Regions from separate parts of the Mus musculus genome. Here region 2 is linked to region 1. Evidence: chromatin loops called from intact Hi-C (ENCODE). Cell type or tissue: left cerebral cortex. All regions are shown on one strand.

Region 1 (8,000 bases):
AAAGCCACCAGCCCAGCCTGGGTCATATTTTTAGAACTATGTCTTTTACATTCTGTGTCAAACCCTAGGCAGAAAAATCCTTCTCACTGGAGGGGACAAACATAGGCACTTTTGGATCCTTCTACCTGCATGTCCTGGAGTGTTGCATCCTCCACTCAAAAGCCGGCAGGCACACCCTCACTTCCTCCCGCCACTTCCCTGTACCACCCCCAACCCAGAGACTTCCTTTTTCCTCTAATATCCTCTCTGACTGGTTGGCAGTACAATCTGCTCTAAGTATAATTGCAAACATTTGCCTAGATAGAAGAGGAGTTAAGGCTCAAGGTCTGATTGGAAGTGTGATCTTTTCTTGTTTATTGCTTGGAACAGGGTCTTATATTGTCTAGGCTGGCTTTGTATGTCCTATGTATCTGAGAGTGGATTTGAACTCCTGATTCTCTTGACTCTACCATTGGAGTGTCGGGATTATAGGTGTGTACCACCACACCTGGTAATAATTTATTATTTATTATTACTATTATTTTATTTTATGTGTATATGTGGTTTGTCTGCATGTATGTGTGTGTAATTCGTGCATGCTCGGTGCTCCGGGAGGCCAAAGAGGGTGTTAGATTCTCTATAACTTGAGTTAGAGAACAGTGAACCACAGGTGGGTGCTGAGAATTGAGCCCAGGTCCTCTGAAAGAGCAGAGTGTGATCTTAACCTTTCTGTCATCTCTCCAGGCTCTGTTTTTTATTGTTTTAATTTTGAATATGTGCATGTTTGTGTGTATGTGTCTCTCTGAGTGTGAGTGGGTAGGTATGTGTGCATGTGCGTGTGTGTATAGGTGTGTGTGTGAGAGAGAGAGAGAGGAGAGAGAGGGAGAGAGAGAGCGCAGAGGTGCTCTCAGAGATCAAAGGCATTGGATCTTCCTAGGGTTGGAATCACAGGTGGCTGTGAGCTGCCTAATGTGAGTGGTGGGAACCAAACTCAGGTTCTCCACGGGAACAGTGCACATTCTCAACTGCTGAGCTCTTTCTCTGGTCCTGTTTATTTATTTTGATACAGGGCCTCTCTATGTAGCTCTGATGATCCTGTGACTATGTTTATATTTATTTTACACACACACACACACACACACACACACACACACACACACACACACACACACACACACACACAGAGTTTTATATAGTCCTGATTGGTCTCCAATTTGATAGCAGAGGATGACCTTGAACTCTTGATCTTCCTGCCTTGACTTCCATGGAAGCACAGCTACTATGCCCCATAAGTAGACGTGTGATGTCACTTCAGTTTCTTCCCACTTAATCCCCGTGGTAGAGCTAGGACCCAGGGTCTTACACTTGCGTGTCAGCTGCTCTGCCGCTGGGCGGAACCCTCTCCTGTTCTGCCTCCCACATTCCCACGTTCCCTTCTACAAACACTTGGACTCTAAGTCTGAATGGTGATGCTGCTTTACAAATGACATCATTTTACTCCTTCCCCAGTACTCAGTATTTGGGATCCATCAATGGACGCGAGGATGTGGTGACAGGACACGCCTTTAATCCCAGCACTCGGGAGGCAGAGGCAGGCAGATTTCTGAGTTTGAGGCCAGCCTGGTCTACAGAGTGAGTTCCAGGACAGCCAGGGCTACACAGAGAAACCCTGTCTCAGAAAAAGAAAAAGATTTATTTATTTACATACACACACACACACATATGTACTTTTCTGTATGTATATCTACACACCAGAAGAGCTGACATATGGGTGTTGGGAATTGAACTCAGGACCTTTGGGAGAGCAATGAGTGCTCTTAACCACTGAGCCAACTCTCCAGCCCTAATTCCTACTCCTTCATTTCTGTTCCCCCCATCCACTACTCTAGAATATAGTGGGGGAAGAAAACTCAAGTTTTAGAGCAAGGTATGACTGGGTTAATTTTGGGCATATTTAATATTTTGTATTCCTTATTAACATCTTTTCCTTAAAATGTTTTTGTTTTGTTCTTAGTGACAGGGTCTTGCCATACAGCTCAGGATAGACTCAAATCCCCTTTAAAATTATTTTTCACTTTATTTGTATGAGTGCTTTGCCTACAAGGATGTATGTGTACCATATGTGTGTGTGGTGTCAGAAAGTGACCTTGGATTCCCAAGAACTGGAGTTATAGATGATCGTTAGTGCCATGAAGATGCTGGGAATGAAGCCTGGGTCTTTCTCAAGTGCTCTTAACCACTGAGCCATCTCTCCAGTTTTACAGCCTCAAAAGTCTTAATCCTCTTGCCTCAGAACTCCTGGTGAAGGGCTAACAGGTGGTAGGTCACGAGATCTGTCTTCTCACTGTCTGTATCTAAGAATGAAATGAAGGCATTAGCTGTCCTATGGAGTTGCTGTGACTCTGGTATTTGGATGGTATATTGTCATTTCCTACAGATATCTACTTCCCAGGCTTTAAGGTTGCACATCACTTGACACTGAAACCTAAGATGAGCACCCTGGCTTCACCTCTCATTATTCCACCACCAAATGACAGCCCCCCCCCTATTTTTTAGATAGGGTTTCTCTGTGCCATCCTGGCTGTCCTGGAACTCACTCTGTAGACCAGGCTGGCCTTGAACTCAGAAATTCAGAAATCCACCTGCCTTGCCTCCCAAGTGCTGGGATTACAGGCATGCACCACCTCTGCCGGGCAGCTCTCCCTTTTGTAACTGGTCATTCTAATATGTAGGTCCCTGGTACTTAGGGCCAGCGTTCTTCTCTTTGAAACTAAGTAGCTCTATCTAAATCGCAAACTGCTGGAGTCATTGGCTTCATCTTTTGCTCTGAAAGGCATTTTCAATTGCAAATGATGTTCAGTAAACACTTGTCGAAAGAACAATTCACTTGCCTTATTTTAGTGGACTCATTATTGTAGCAGAGGCTTGGGTATTCTTAACTGTATTTTGTTGGCTTCTAGAGAACACATTGACATTGGCTGTGTTCTTGCTCTCCTATAATTGAAAAGAGCTTTTGGAACTGAGAGGTACTTCTCCAAGCTTCATCTACTACTCCCCCAAAACCGGCAGCCCCGCACAGGAACCTATCTATGCACTTTGCATCGCACAGAACACGACTTTCTCACGCCTCCATCCATCTCTCTGTTCTGTGCCATTCCGTTTGTTGGCTAAGCGCTTACCCTGGCTCCTGTGCTGTGGAACTCCTACTCGCCCTCCAGTACTCAGTTCCACATCACCTTCTTTGTTAAGTCTTTTATACAGTGGGCTGAGGAACAGAGCCAGCCTTTCTCTATCTTTTTGGCTTCCTCAGCATTCCCCCAAAGAGCTATGTGTAAGTGTTATAGCTGTGTGTGTATGTGTGTGTGTGTGTGTGTGTGTGTGTGTGTGTGTGTGCGCGCGCGCGCGCGCGCGCATGAGGGTGTGTGCAGGTGAATGCTAGTGCTATCAGAGGCCAGCGGCACTAAGTCTCCTGGAACTGGGGTTACAGACAGTTGTGAGCCATCTGGTGTGGGTGCAGGTCCTCTGGAAGAGCAGCAAGCAGTTTTTGACCTGAGAGGTCTCTCCAGCCAAGACATTACTTGTTTACTCTTCTGCTGCTTCTCTCGATTTAACCTCTTGAAGGCCAGGATCTCTGCTCGTTGTTTCATCTTCTTTACCCAGCACAGTGCTTACTTACACTGGGTATGTGGTTCACTGCGTGAACAGACTAATCAAACAATTCATCGAATACTGCAGGTTGCACGAACCAGATCCCCAAACGTTTCTAGAACTGGTCCTCTATTTGGGTTGAGCCATCCTGAGATCTCTCCCCGCTCCTCGGTGCCTCTTTGCTTTGTTTTGGTAGAAAGGACGTGATTAGAGTGTGGAAAGCGCCGTTCCTCTAGAGCAGAGCTGTAATTCACTTGCTCCGGCACGTAGAGGGTTACAACGGCCCAGGGGCGGAGCCGAGTCCGTGCCACCTGCTGCGGGCCGAGCTGACGCATGCGCGAAGCCCCCCTCTAGGCTACCTGCCGGGCGGAGCGGAGGAGGAGCGCTTGCGCTCTGGGCCTTTTCCGCCGGGGGAAGTCTCGCGGGGGCGGGGCGCGGCGGGGCGGGGCCGCGTGGGGAAGTTCTCGCGGGACCCTGGCGAGGAGCGGAAGCTAGGTTGCTCTGTTGCTTCTGCGATCGGGCGGCGGCGGCGGCGAGAGCGAGCGGGGCTGCGGCCGGGACGGCGGTCGGGGCAGCGGGCGCCGCAGTCAGGGAGCAGCAGCGAGGTTGGCGGCTGCGGGCGGCAGCGCAGGGCGGGCCGGGCCGGGTGACGGAGTGGACGGCGCGTCACGGTGAGTGCAGGGGAGCGGGCGGGAAGTGAGCGGGAGCTCCGTGGTCCCCGCGCCGCGCGGCGGCGAGCGGCTCGGGCCCGGGCTGCTCGGGGCTGCCGGGGAGGGCCGCTCGCGGGCCGGGGAAGGCTGGGACCCGAGCGCAGCGGCTGCGCAGCCGTCTCCTCGTTTCCCCTTTTGGGGCGCTTCCTTCCTGGTGCCGGTCTTCCTCCCGCTGGGGGCAGAGACCCGGCCCGCCGGGGAGGTCTGGTGTGGCGGCCGTCCGGCTGGACGCTGGGGAGCCCGGAGCAGCCGAGAGGCGCAGGCTGCTGCTCTGAGTCAGGCTGACTGAGCCCGGGAGGCGGGGGATTCGGTGCCCGCAGCTAACGTGGTGATTGATGCTCCTTTGACCTGCAAGGCCACCACGTCACCGCCTCTTGGCATCTTGCGGTGGAATTGTGTGCGGGAATCCACCGTGACTTAGAATGATTGTTACCCGGACCCGCCGACGGGTCTTTGTGAGAGTTGGGCGCTTCTCTTTTTAGAAGGACTTGAGGGGGAAAAAATACTTGTTGGGGGGTGGGGGGGAAGCAGCAGCAGCAGCGGATAGGAATGCTGGAAGGAAGGAATTTTGGGGAGAGAGCCCCGTTGGTTCCTGCAACACTCTTAGGTCGTGTGGGTTGGTAAGAAAGGGATTTTAGGCTGTGTTCAAAAGCTATAGCAGTGCAGTTTGCCGGGTAGCCGAAGCGCGTTCAACGTCATCTTTCGGTGCTGTTGACACTCAGAAAGAGGCTAGAGAAACTGGGTTTTGTTGTTGTTGTTTTTTTGTTTTGTTTTTTGTTTTTGACTTCTTCACCTCTCTTTCACTTTTCCGTTTTTGCCTTCTGTCTCCATTCTACGCTACTAGGGACACGAAAAGCATCTGTAGCGCCAGTCATTGGTCCCTCCGCCCCCTTTAAAAAAAAATCTACTTCCCCTTCTTGCTGTTCCTCCGTTATAATTTTCAAGTTTCTGCTGGTTTGGGCACTGTTCATTTTCTCCGTCGTTCTAAGATCCCCTTTTCTTTTGGAGGGAGATACCTTCCCTGTTTGCATTCCTTTTTTAACGTCCACTGTATTCATCAGGCAGCCAGGAGGGCTACTTGGGAGCCAGGGGGGCGGGGGCGGGTGGTGGTGTTGGTGGTAGGGGGCTGTTTAAGTTCTCCCCCTGGGAACTAGGAAACTCAAAGGACTGAATTCATCCCTAAGTAAGTGATAGTGACCAGTTCACAAGTGGATTTTGCCTGTTTGCTTGTGTTACTTGTATTTTGGTGTTTTTTTTTTTTCACAGATCATGGTTTGTTCGTAGTATTTTCCTTCTTGCTCCCTCCTGTTTCCCCTCACTGTTAGTAAGGGAGATTGAGTCAGTTTGGGAGCTGAAAGACTCCTTTTTAAGGTTTTAGTGAGGTTAACTATTGTTAAGTGAGAAATCACCCATGGGAGTTTGTGAAGTAAGATAGCTTGAAATAGAAGAGAACTTTGATATTTGTGAATTAAAGCCTACCTACCTACCCTAACAAATGATTTAGTCCTAATCAGGCTTTTAAAAGTGATTTTTAAGTTTTTTACATTCTTGAGTGTATTTACCTGCGCGTGCGCGCGGGCGTGTGTGTGTGTGTGTGTGTGTGTGTGTACATGCCTGGTGCCCTCAGATGCTAAAGGAGGACCAATACCCCTTGAACAGGAGTTACAGAGGGTTGTGAGCAGCCATATTCTTCTCTCTGGCCCGATAGTTGGTTTTAAGCACCGTTTGCTGTGTTACTGAGGTTTTTTCATGATTTCCACTATGTCGCGTGTGTACAGCAGCCCTTAGAGAATTATGGAGTGTTAGACTTCAGAGATGGCAAAACAGAGCTGCCACTCTCCCGACAGGCAGCACTGAGAGGTAGTTAGTTACCTGCTGATTGGCCATGGTTACTGAGATTTATTGTTTTGTGATTGTCAAAGTTGATTTTCCCCTGAGTTGTGCCAAGTCTAATGTGCATCATTTTCTTTGTTCAGACATAGTGCATTATCTGAAATGCAAATTTTAAAATTTGCTTAGTGTTTCCTCATTTTAACAGTGATTCTTAAAATTTGTATGTATAAACATAACCTGCCAATTAAAAAAAATTTTATGGGCTCTCCGGAGAGATGGCTCATTGGTTAAGAGCACTGACTGTTCTTCCAGAGGTCCTGAGTTCAGTTCCCAGCAACCATATGGTGACTCACAACCATTTGTAATGGGATCTGACACCCTCTTCTGGTCTGTCTGAAGACAGCTACAGTGTACTCATACACATATAATAAATAATTCTTTTTAAAAAATTTTATTCAATTTTTTTGAGACAAGGTCTTGATGTATTGTCCAAGTTGGTCTCAAATTATTTCTCTATTGATTTTTGAGGCAGGGTCAGTGTCTCTCTGTTTAGTCCTGGCTTTCTTAGAACTCTATCTGTAGACTAACTAGGCTGGCCTTAAACTCACAGACATTCTCCTGCCTCTGCTTTCTGTTGAAGTGTTGGGATGAAGGTGTGCGCCACCATTGGCCCTGGTTTTGCTTTGAGCCATTCTGCTTCAGCCCCACCCCAGTGCTTCTGCTGCCACTTGGGAGGGGACACTGTCACAGCTAGGTGGTGGCAGAACTCAGGCAAGATTGCAGAATGTGAACGGAAGGACTCAAAATAGCTGCAAGAAGTCCCTAAACCTGACCAGATTCACTAGGCCCTGCCTGTCAGACTAAGCAATGAGAGCTGAGTCCCTCCAGGTATGAAGGAGACTCTCAGACCAACAAAACTGCAGAGACTGTCCAAGCTGCCTGGAAGAGGCTTAGGCCAGTCACTTTGAAAAGACACTCTCCAACCTGTTGTGCTGCCTGCAGGCTGTGCAGTGAGCTCCAGGTTTCCCAGCTTCTGTGAGCTGACATGACACTCTTTCTGGGGTGGAATTTGGTTGATGCAGCTGTCTTTGAGTCATTTCTGCTCCTGAAAGCAACCCCTCACCCACATTCCTGTAACTCTCCAATAAAACTTACTGGCTCACCAAGTTGGACTTTGGTGGCTCCTAGCTGGGTTGAGTAGATGAATGTGGTGTGTCTCTCCACAAGAAGTAGGAACCCAACAATAAATTAGTCCCTGAATGGACTGGTTTAAAAATAGAGTTGCGGGCTGGAGAGGTGGCTCAGGGGTTAAGAGCACTGACTGCTCTTACAGAGATCCTGAGTTCAGTTCCCAGCAACCACATGGTGGCTCACAACCATCTGTACTGAAATCTGATGCCCTCTTCTGGTGTGTCTGAAGACAGCTACAGTGTACTTACGTATAATAAATAAATAAATCTTTTAAAAAAAATAGAATTGCATACAAATACTTGGATTTAGTTTGTCGTCGTCGTCCCCCCCGCCCCCTCGGAGAAATTAAACTAGAACCCTATTCACGATGGTCAAGCTTGTATTCTACTGCGCATCCCGTTCCTGTAGCAGTGGCTGTGTTTCATTCTAGTGCTGAGCGTGATCTTGGGACCTTGCACATGGTAGATAAACTAGATACCACTGTGCTATACACCTCAAGCCCATGCTCATTTTTTTTTTTTTTGGCTCTGTCTATTAGTTTATCTTTTATAACCAGGCTAGTTTCAACCTCATGTAGTTGTGTGTGAGACCTTGAATTTCTGATCCTTTTGCTTCTACCTCCCGAAGTGCTGGGATTGC
Region 2 (8,000 bases), 81 kb after region 1:
AGAGAAACCCTGTCTCAAAGAGGAGGTGGGGTGGGGGTAGGGAGGCAGCGTCCAAGCGATTCTGTATCAGCTTGGGCTGACAGGGTTTTTGACATACAGATCTACAGAGGCAGCGTAGCTTGGGCACCCTGAAGTCTACCTTCTTTGTCTGAATGGATGGAGAAAGTGAAGCCTGAGACTCACAGCAAGTTCCCTTCCACCAAGCTCACACTGACTTCTTACTGAGAGCAGACTGCTGGGGGCCATTCCCCTCCCCCAGGGTGGCTCAGCTGGGAGTGGCCAAGCCTATTTGTTCAAGACGGTGGAGACGTTATTCACTCCTAGGAGGCGGGGGAAGTCCAGAAGAACTCTTAGGCTTCTGTTTCGGGTGTGATGAGGTCACAGAAGGCTTCACTTCCCCAAGCTGACGGGAACTGGTTTTTTTTTTTTTTTTTTTTTATCTTTTCACATGACTGGCTTTACTAAATATATTGAACTTAGATGACCAGATTGCAAATATGCAAAAATCAGAACTGGGGAACAAGTGAAAGAATCCTGGCACCTATTCAGGTGGTGTGTGTGTGTGTGATGTGTGTGTGTGTGTGAGATGTGTGTGTGTGTGTGTACAGGGCTTATATACACATATTGAGTGAAGACAGCGGAATCAAGCGCGACGTACATGCAAACAACCGTTTCAACAGAGGTGGAAAAGGAGACGAACACACCTGAGAAAAATAGATTCTTCAACTGTAGTAATAGTCCATCTGGCACTTGGGAAGCAGAGGCAGGTGGATTTCTGAGTTCGAGGCCAGCCTGGTCTACAAAGTGAGTTCCAGGACAGCCAGGGCTACACAGAGTAACCCTGTCTCAAAAAAAAAAAAAACAAAAAAAACAAAAAAAAAACAAAAAAAACAAAACAAAAGTCCATCTGCTGAAACAACATCTAAATCGGGGATTGGGGCAGAACTACTTACAAGTATGAGGATATGAGTTCAAATCTCCTTCACCCAGGTCAAAAATGTGCCTGGCTATGACCCCATTACTGGGGGTGTGGGGTGGGGGAGGACCGGGAAGACAGGAGAGAAACAGGTGGGTCCTGGGGAGCTTACTGGCCAGTTGGCATAGCCAAACAAGATAACCCTGAGAGGCCCTGTTTCAAGTCAGTAAGGTAGAGACAAACACCCTTTCTCGGGCCCTCATAGGCACATACCGAGAAGCATATACCTGAACAATACACACCACACACACCCAACTCAAACCAACTCAAACCGGATCAGAGACATATGTGCATAAACCTGCAGTGCATGCATTAGAAAATGCAGTGGGGGAAGATTTTGCCACAGAGTTGGCCATATGGGCCAAATCGGATGGTCCTGAAGTTGAGGTTTTCCTGATTCTGAGAGCTGCGGTCAGAGGGAGATCCCAGCGTGCCTGCCTGGAGAAATGAACCTTTGCCTAGGCAAGATCCACTCCCCCACCTAAGCAGTAAGACTAGCGTTCATTACACCTAAAAACTTCTAGGCCAGGCATGATGGCTCAGACGGGAAGTGAAGGAAGGAGAGTCATGGGTCACCCACAGCCACGTAACAGTCTGAGGCTACACAAGAACCGATCTTTAAGATTGTAGTTTCCGACACTTGAAGGCTAGCTTTGGAGATGACTCAGTAGGTAAAGGTGCTTCTTATCAAGATTGAAAACTAAATTCAACCCCTTGGATCCTGTGGAAGGAGAGGACTGATTCTTGCAAGCTGTCCTCTCGCCTCTCCTTGTGTACCCCCCCCCCCCCACTATTAACCTTTAAAAACTTCTGTCATTTCTGCTACTTGGAAAACAAAATGAGAAAAGCTATCCAGAGATTTGTTACTGCCCAGCCAGCTGTTTCTTGAGGTGTTCTTAAAAAATACAAAAAGGAAGCCGGGCGTGGTGGCGCACGCCTTTAATCCCAGCACTCGGGAGGCAGAGGCAGGTGGATTTCTGAGTTCGAGGCCAGCCTGGTCAGAACTCAGAGTGAGTTCCAGGACAGCCAGGGCTGCACAGAGAAACCCTGTCTCGAAAAACCAAAAAAAAAAAATACAAAAAGGGGCTGGAGAGATGGCTCAACAAAAAGATGACGGCTTTTCCAAAGGTTCTGAGTTCAATTCCCACAACCACATGATAGTTCACAACCATCTGTAATGGGATCCGATGCCCTCTTCTGGTGTGTCTGAAGACAACTACAGTGCATTTATGTACATAAAATAAATAAATCTTTAAAAAAGATTAACTCTTTTTTTTTTTTTGGTTTTTTGAGACAGGGTTATATATATATATATGGTTATATATATATATGTATAGCCCTGGCTGTCCTGAAACTTACTTTGTAGATCAGGCTGGCCGCGAACTCAGAAATCCTCCTGCCTCTGCCTCCTGAGTGCTGGGATTAAAGGCGTGCGCCACCACGCCTGGCTAAGATTAACTCTTAAACTGTAACAAATAAACCACTGATTTAAAAACATGTAAGTAATGATACATTAAGAAGTTGCAGCAAATTACTTAGATCTCAGTTCAGATAAACTTTTTGTTTTAGAGGTCAGGGTCTCACGTAGCTTAGGCTGGCCTTGAACTCTGGGTTGATGTTGAACTACCGATCGTCCTTCCGGTGCTAAATTTCCTCCGGGGGTGTGTGTGTGTGTGTGTGTGTGTGTGTGTAGTTTCCTCCGGGTGTGTGTGTGTGTTTGTGTGTACAACTCCCTTAAAGGTTCTTATTCCTCCGTGTGTGTGTGTGTGTGTGTAGTTTCCTCCGGGTGTGTTTGTGTGTGTGTGTGTACAACTCCCTTAAAGGTTCTTATCCCAAAGAACCCATCTAACCCCGACCCGTGTGTGTGTGTGTGTGTGTGTGTGTGTGTGTGTGTGTGTGTGTGTGTGTGTACAACTCCCTTAAAGGTTCTTATCCCAAAGAACCCATCTAACCCCGACCCAACTCCAGTCCTTCAGGCTAATAATACCAGGCTTCCCGCCATCTTTTCCAAAGTTATATGACTTCTAAGACTACATTGATTTGGAAAATAAAAAATAAAAACTGGGTCAAGTTCAGCGAGCTCTAATATTCCATAGCCGCGCAGACTTCAGAGGATCGCGCCAATGAGAGGCCCTCTAGAAGGTCGTAAAAGCCAACTTCGCCATCCGCTCTTTTACGGCGTCGGAAATGCGCACGCAAGGCGCTGTGGTACTACACCTCCCAGGAGTCTCTGCAGCTTCTCAAGGGGGTGGGGCTTGGAAGCGGAAGACTACAGTACCTAGCGGTATCTGGACAGTGACATTGGGATGGGACCTTCGACGTACAACGATTCGTCCAGCGGCGGCCAAAAGCTGCACGGTGATTGGCCTAGCAGCCTGTCAGTTACTGGCAAGTGCTGTTAAGTTTTGCTGTTGGGCTACACTGAGAGGGAGGGAGAACTGAGCTTGAGGAGCCCGGACGGGCCTGAAGTGTCAGGTGAGTGGACCTCTGGCTTTGCTTTCTTCCCGGTACTCTCGGGGGCCGGTACCCCCACTCCGTGTGTCAGAACAGAGAAGGGCAGGTATCCACGTGGGGCGGGGACGGATGCTCACGAGGCACACCTGACCCCAGGAGCATCTTCAGAGACACGGAAGGCGAATCCCTCCCACCACCACTCACCATCGTAGGCGTTTGCACATGGGGTGTCCACTGCCCCGGACTCACGGAGACGCCCTCTCCACCCCACCCCATCCCCGGAAAGCCTGGACAGTGCACTCACGCGAGGCTGTCTGCAGAGCGCCTCAGCAGATCACATGGGCTCTCGGTTAGTCACCGAAGGACACCTGTCCACCCGACAGTGGAGTCTGAGGTAGAAAAGCTGCAGGGTGAAGAAACTCGCTTGCACCCCCATCACTGCCACTCAGGTCAGCAGCCGCCCTGTCTCAATCCTGCATTTATATTTATTTATATTATAAATCATTTTTTATCTGTTTAGATAGCAAGACTGTTAATGCACGAAGATTTTTGAATAAACAGGAGATTAATATTTCCCTTTATTTATTTTTGTTATTGGTTTGCGACCGTATAATCCTGGCTAGGCTCGAACTTGTTATGTTCTTAAGGGTGACCTTGAACTCTTGGTCCTCATGCCTCCCACCTCCCAAGTGCTGGAATTACAGACTACACTGCTGTGTTGGTTTTTGGAGACTGAACCCAGGGTACGTTAACAAATGTGATACTTTCCTCGCCTGGGTTGTAAAAATGTTTGTGTTTTTTAGTTTTCTTGAAGGCAAACACTTTTAAAGCTTTTTAGGTGTGTGTGACTTACTGGTTTTTATCACTTAACTTGATGAGCAGTTTGAGCCAGGCAGTCAGACGCCATCTCCTACTTCCCACAAGGGAAACCTGAGTTGGTATTTTATTTCATTTAAATGTCTTTTTACTTTTATTTTGCTGTAAATGAGTGTTTTCCCCGCATGCATGCCTGGGGCAGGAGAAAGAGTTTCGGATCCCCAGAGACTGGAATGACTGCTGTGAGCCTTCTTATGGGTACTAGGTCCTCAGTAAGAGCAGCAGCCAGAGCCTGCGGGTGGGGGCACATGCCTAGAATCCTAGCACTGAGGTAACAACCCAGAGTGGGGGGGTCCTCTAAGTTCAAGGCCAGTCTGGTCTACAGAGTGAGTTCCAGGATAGCCAGAGCTACACAGAGAAACCCTGTCTCGAAAACAAAAAACCCAAAAATCAACAATAAAAAAAGGGGAGTAACCAGTTCCCTTAACACAGGTCTTCCAGCTTGACAGCTGGTCCCCTCACCTGCTAAACCATCCCTGTGCATATAGGCTTTTATTTATTTATTTATTTATTTATTATTTATTTTTGTAACAATGGGTTTATAAACTCAGGATTTTGTGCATAAAAGGCAGGGACTCTACCGTGACTCCTTTTAGTGCTGGGGAGCAGGACCCATGGTCTTGTACATGTTTGGCTAGCATTTTGCCTTTTGTCTGAATTTCTGAATTTCTTGAGGTCTTATATAGCCCAGGCTGGCTCCCAGTCCTCTTGCCCTTGCCTCCAGGGTTCTAGGTTACAGGTGTGAGTCACAGATTTCCTTCTAGCCTTTAAGACTGAGTTGAGCTGTGTAGTCCAGGCTGGCCCTCACACTGTGGTCCTTCCACCTCAGTCTCCCTAGGAGTCAAAACCCAGTCTTCTGGACCCGTATCCAGCAATGCAGAAGTGCTCATTTCTAGAAATCCGGACACAACAGCCTCTCCCACCTTGTGTTTGGCTTGAACGGTGCAGTTTCCGTCTGGGTTTGCAGGCAGACTTGCTAGCTTCTCGGTGTCTGTGGACAACGAGCCAGGAGGCCTGCATCTTTGCTATCTCTTCTTCCCCTCTTAGACTGAGGGAAACTTGAGACCATGAAGGACTGGGCAGCCCAGTCACCCTTAAGAAGACGGTTCAGTGACTTAGTCCTCTGCCCTGGTTTAACCTGACTGAGTTTCCCAGGGGAACCTACTGGAACGGTTCCAGGGTGAATGAGAGAAGGCAAGGCGGGGAACCAGTGTCCTGACCTCCTGGTCACTGTGCTTGCTTCAGCTGCGGGCTAATTTGACGGCCTTTTCAAAGGCTTCTCTTCTTAGGTGTTTTGTTTGTTTCTTTTGTTTTGGGGGTGTCTTAGTTAAAGTTCTTTTGCTGTGATCTTTTTGTTTTGCTTTTCAAGTCATGATTTCTCCATGTAGCCCTGGTTGTCCTAGAAGTCAGATCCACCTTCCTCTGCCTCGCCAGTGTGTGTGTGTGTGTGTGTGTGTGTAGGGGGTGGTGATTAAAGGTGAGTGCTGGGCCTCACAGCAACATTATAAAGGAAAACATTTAATTGGGGGTGGCTTACAGTTCAGAGGTTTCATCCACTGTCACCATACTGGGAAGCATGGTGGCGTGTAGGCAGACATGGTGCTGGAGAAGTAGCCGAGAGTTCTACATCTGGATGAGCAGGCAGCAGGAAAAGAGATAGACAGACAGACAGAAAGACAGACACTGGGTTTAGCTTGAGCTTCTGAAACTTCAAAGCACACCCCAAGTGACACACTTTCTCCAACAAGGCCACACTCACTCCAGCAGGGGCGCACACCTCCCAATAGTGGGCCTATGGGTGCCATTTTCATTCAAAACACCACAGGAGGGGGTTTCTACTACACTAGCTGTTGCTGGCCTGGAGTCTCAAGTGCTGGGTGGGATTACAGTCGAAGGAAGCATGAAGAAGACACTTGGGAGTGACTTTGGATAGTGGTAACTTGACTAGAATTATATTTTTAATTTAATAAAATTTAGATTCATATATTTCATGCATATGAGTGTTTTGCTCACATTCATGTATGTATGCACATCATCTGCATGACTGGTGCCTGTGGAGATCAGAAGAGGGTCTGGGATGACCCAGGATTGGAGTTACAGATAGTTGTGGGCTGCAGTGTGGGTGCTGGGAATCAAACCAGGTCCTCTGCAAGAGTAACAAGTGTTCGTAATCTCTAGGCCCTTTCTCCAGCCCTAAGTCTATTTTTAATTATTTGTGTGTGTGTGTGTGTGTGTGTGTGTGTATGTGTGTATGGGTGGGTGAGTGTTGTAGGTGTGTCAGTCCCTGCATCCACATATATGCAGGAACACTCAGAGGCCAGAAGAGAGCACTGGATCTCTTAGAGCTAGAGTTAAAGGTGTTTGAACTACGTGGACCCTGGGATCTGAATTCCAGTGTCCACGATTAAGCAACAAGTGTTCTTCACCCTGCTATATGATTGGTCTTTTCTGTTACTGGATGAGGAAGGTTCAACATTTAAATAAAAACTATGTTTCCATAGGCTTGCATGGGGCGGGGGGATGGGTTGGAGGGGAGGAGGTTGGGTTTTGTTTTTGTTTTTGAGACAGGGTTATTCTGTGTAGTCCTAGTCATTTCTGGAACCTGCTCTGTAGACCAGGCTAGCCTCAAACACAGAGATCCAACTGTCTCTGTCTCCCAAGTGCTGGGACTAAAGGTATGTGCCATCACCGCCCCGTTCTGCAGGCTTGTATTCTAATCATGGGAGGACAAGAAGCAGCATCCTGAGGGAGAAAGGCTGGGCAGGGTGGGCAGCTGCAGGAGGTGGCACCTGAGGAGAGGCCCTAAGGAAGCTGTCTTTACTCTGTGGCTTTTACACTTAGCTTGATACTCATGGACGTTGGACGGACCAGAGGCAGGGATGGTTGGCTATGACGCCAAAGCAGATGTCAGGAGTAACTCCAAGTTGGAGGTGGCGGTGGCGGGATCAGTGTCAGGATTTGTCACCCGTGCCCTGATCAGCCCTTTGGACGTCATCAAGATCCGTTTCCAGGTACCCTTCCCCCACTATTCCTTGTGATGGGCCAGGGGACAGGGTTAGTCCCAGCAAAGGCAGTCCCCAAAACTTAGAATTCTGTCAAGGTGAAGTATTTCTTTTCCTTTAATTTTCCCCTTGTCAGTTACCCTACCCCCACCCCCTGACCTTTTATATTTTAATCTCTAGCTCCAGATTGAACGCCTGTGTCCAAGTGACCCCAATGCCAAATACCACGGAATCTTCCAGGCAGCCAAGCAGATCCTGCAAGAGGAAGGCCCAAGAGCATTCTGGAAAGGACACGTTCCAGCCCAGATTCTGTCCATAGGCTACGGAGCTGTCCAAGTAGGTGTCAGGGGACCTAATCTGGTTGGGTGCTTGGGGTCACGTTGCTCCATGGAGCAGAGAAAGGGAGATGCTTGGCGGCAAGCCCCACTCTGCCAGTTTGCCTTCATGGGAGATCTGCTCTAACCACCTGAGCACTAACCACATTATCCATTAGCTGCACCTTAGGCCTTCCCTCCCCATCCTGTTCGCCTTCCCTCTCCTGACCCTGTCCCAAGTGGTACTGAGTGGTACTACACTTTTCATCTTTAGATTTCAGATTATTTTTTATTTCTTCAGTGACGAAGCTGCGGGAGGCATGCTTGCTAAACAATTCCTACCAGGGTGTCAAGGCCAGAGAGCAATTTAAGAGGAGT

The links. Peaks named below come from ENCODE experiments on the same cell type or tissue, not always from the same donor. Only the 100,000 strongest peaks of a DNase experiment are listed, where the experiment ranks them.
Region 2: it touches region 1 in a loop (5-fold over the local background); 16 of 42 quality-filtered maps call a loop at or near these places.

Annotation. Positions count from the first base shown.
Region 1 is chr11:115,704,692-115,712,691 of GRCm38, reverse strand. It overlaps Grb2 (growth factor receptor bound protein 2), which reads left to right and starts at 4,095. Exons shown (of 6, transcript NM_008163.4): 1 at 4,095-4,298. In left cerebral cortex, a CTCF peak has its summit at 7,573 (motif pointing left); DNase peaks (open chromatin) are centred at 3,213, 3,980, 4,623 and 5,214; H3K4me3 peaks cover 2,533 bases; H3K27ac peaks cover 1,825 bases.
Region 2 is chr11:115,623,516-115,631,515 of GRCm38, reverse strand. Slc25a19 (solute carrier family 25 (mitochondrial thiamine pyrophosphate carrier), member 19) reads left to right here and starts at 3,221. Exons shown (of 7, transcript NM_026071.3): 1 at 3,221-3,451; 2 at 7,148-7,317; 3 at 7,489-7,644. The coding sequence starts at 7,186. In left cerebral cortex, CTCF peaks have their summits at 3,184 and 7,870; DNase peaks (open chromatin) are centred at 291 and 3,269; H3K4me3 peaks cover 1,730 bases; H3K27ac peaks cover 986 bases.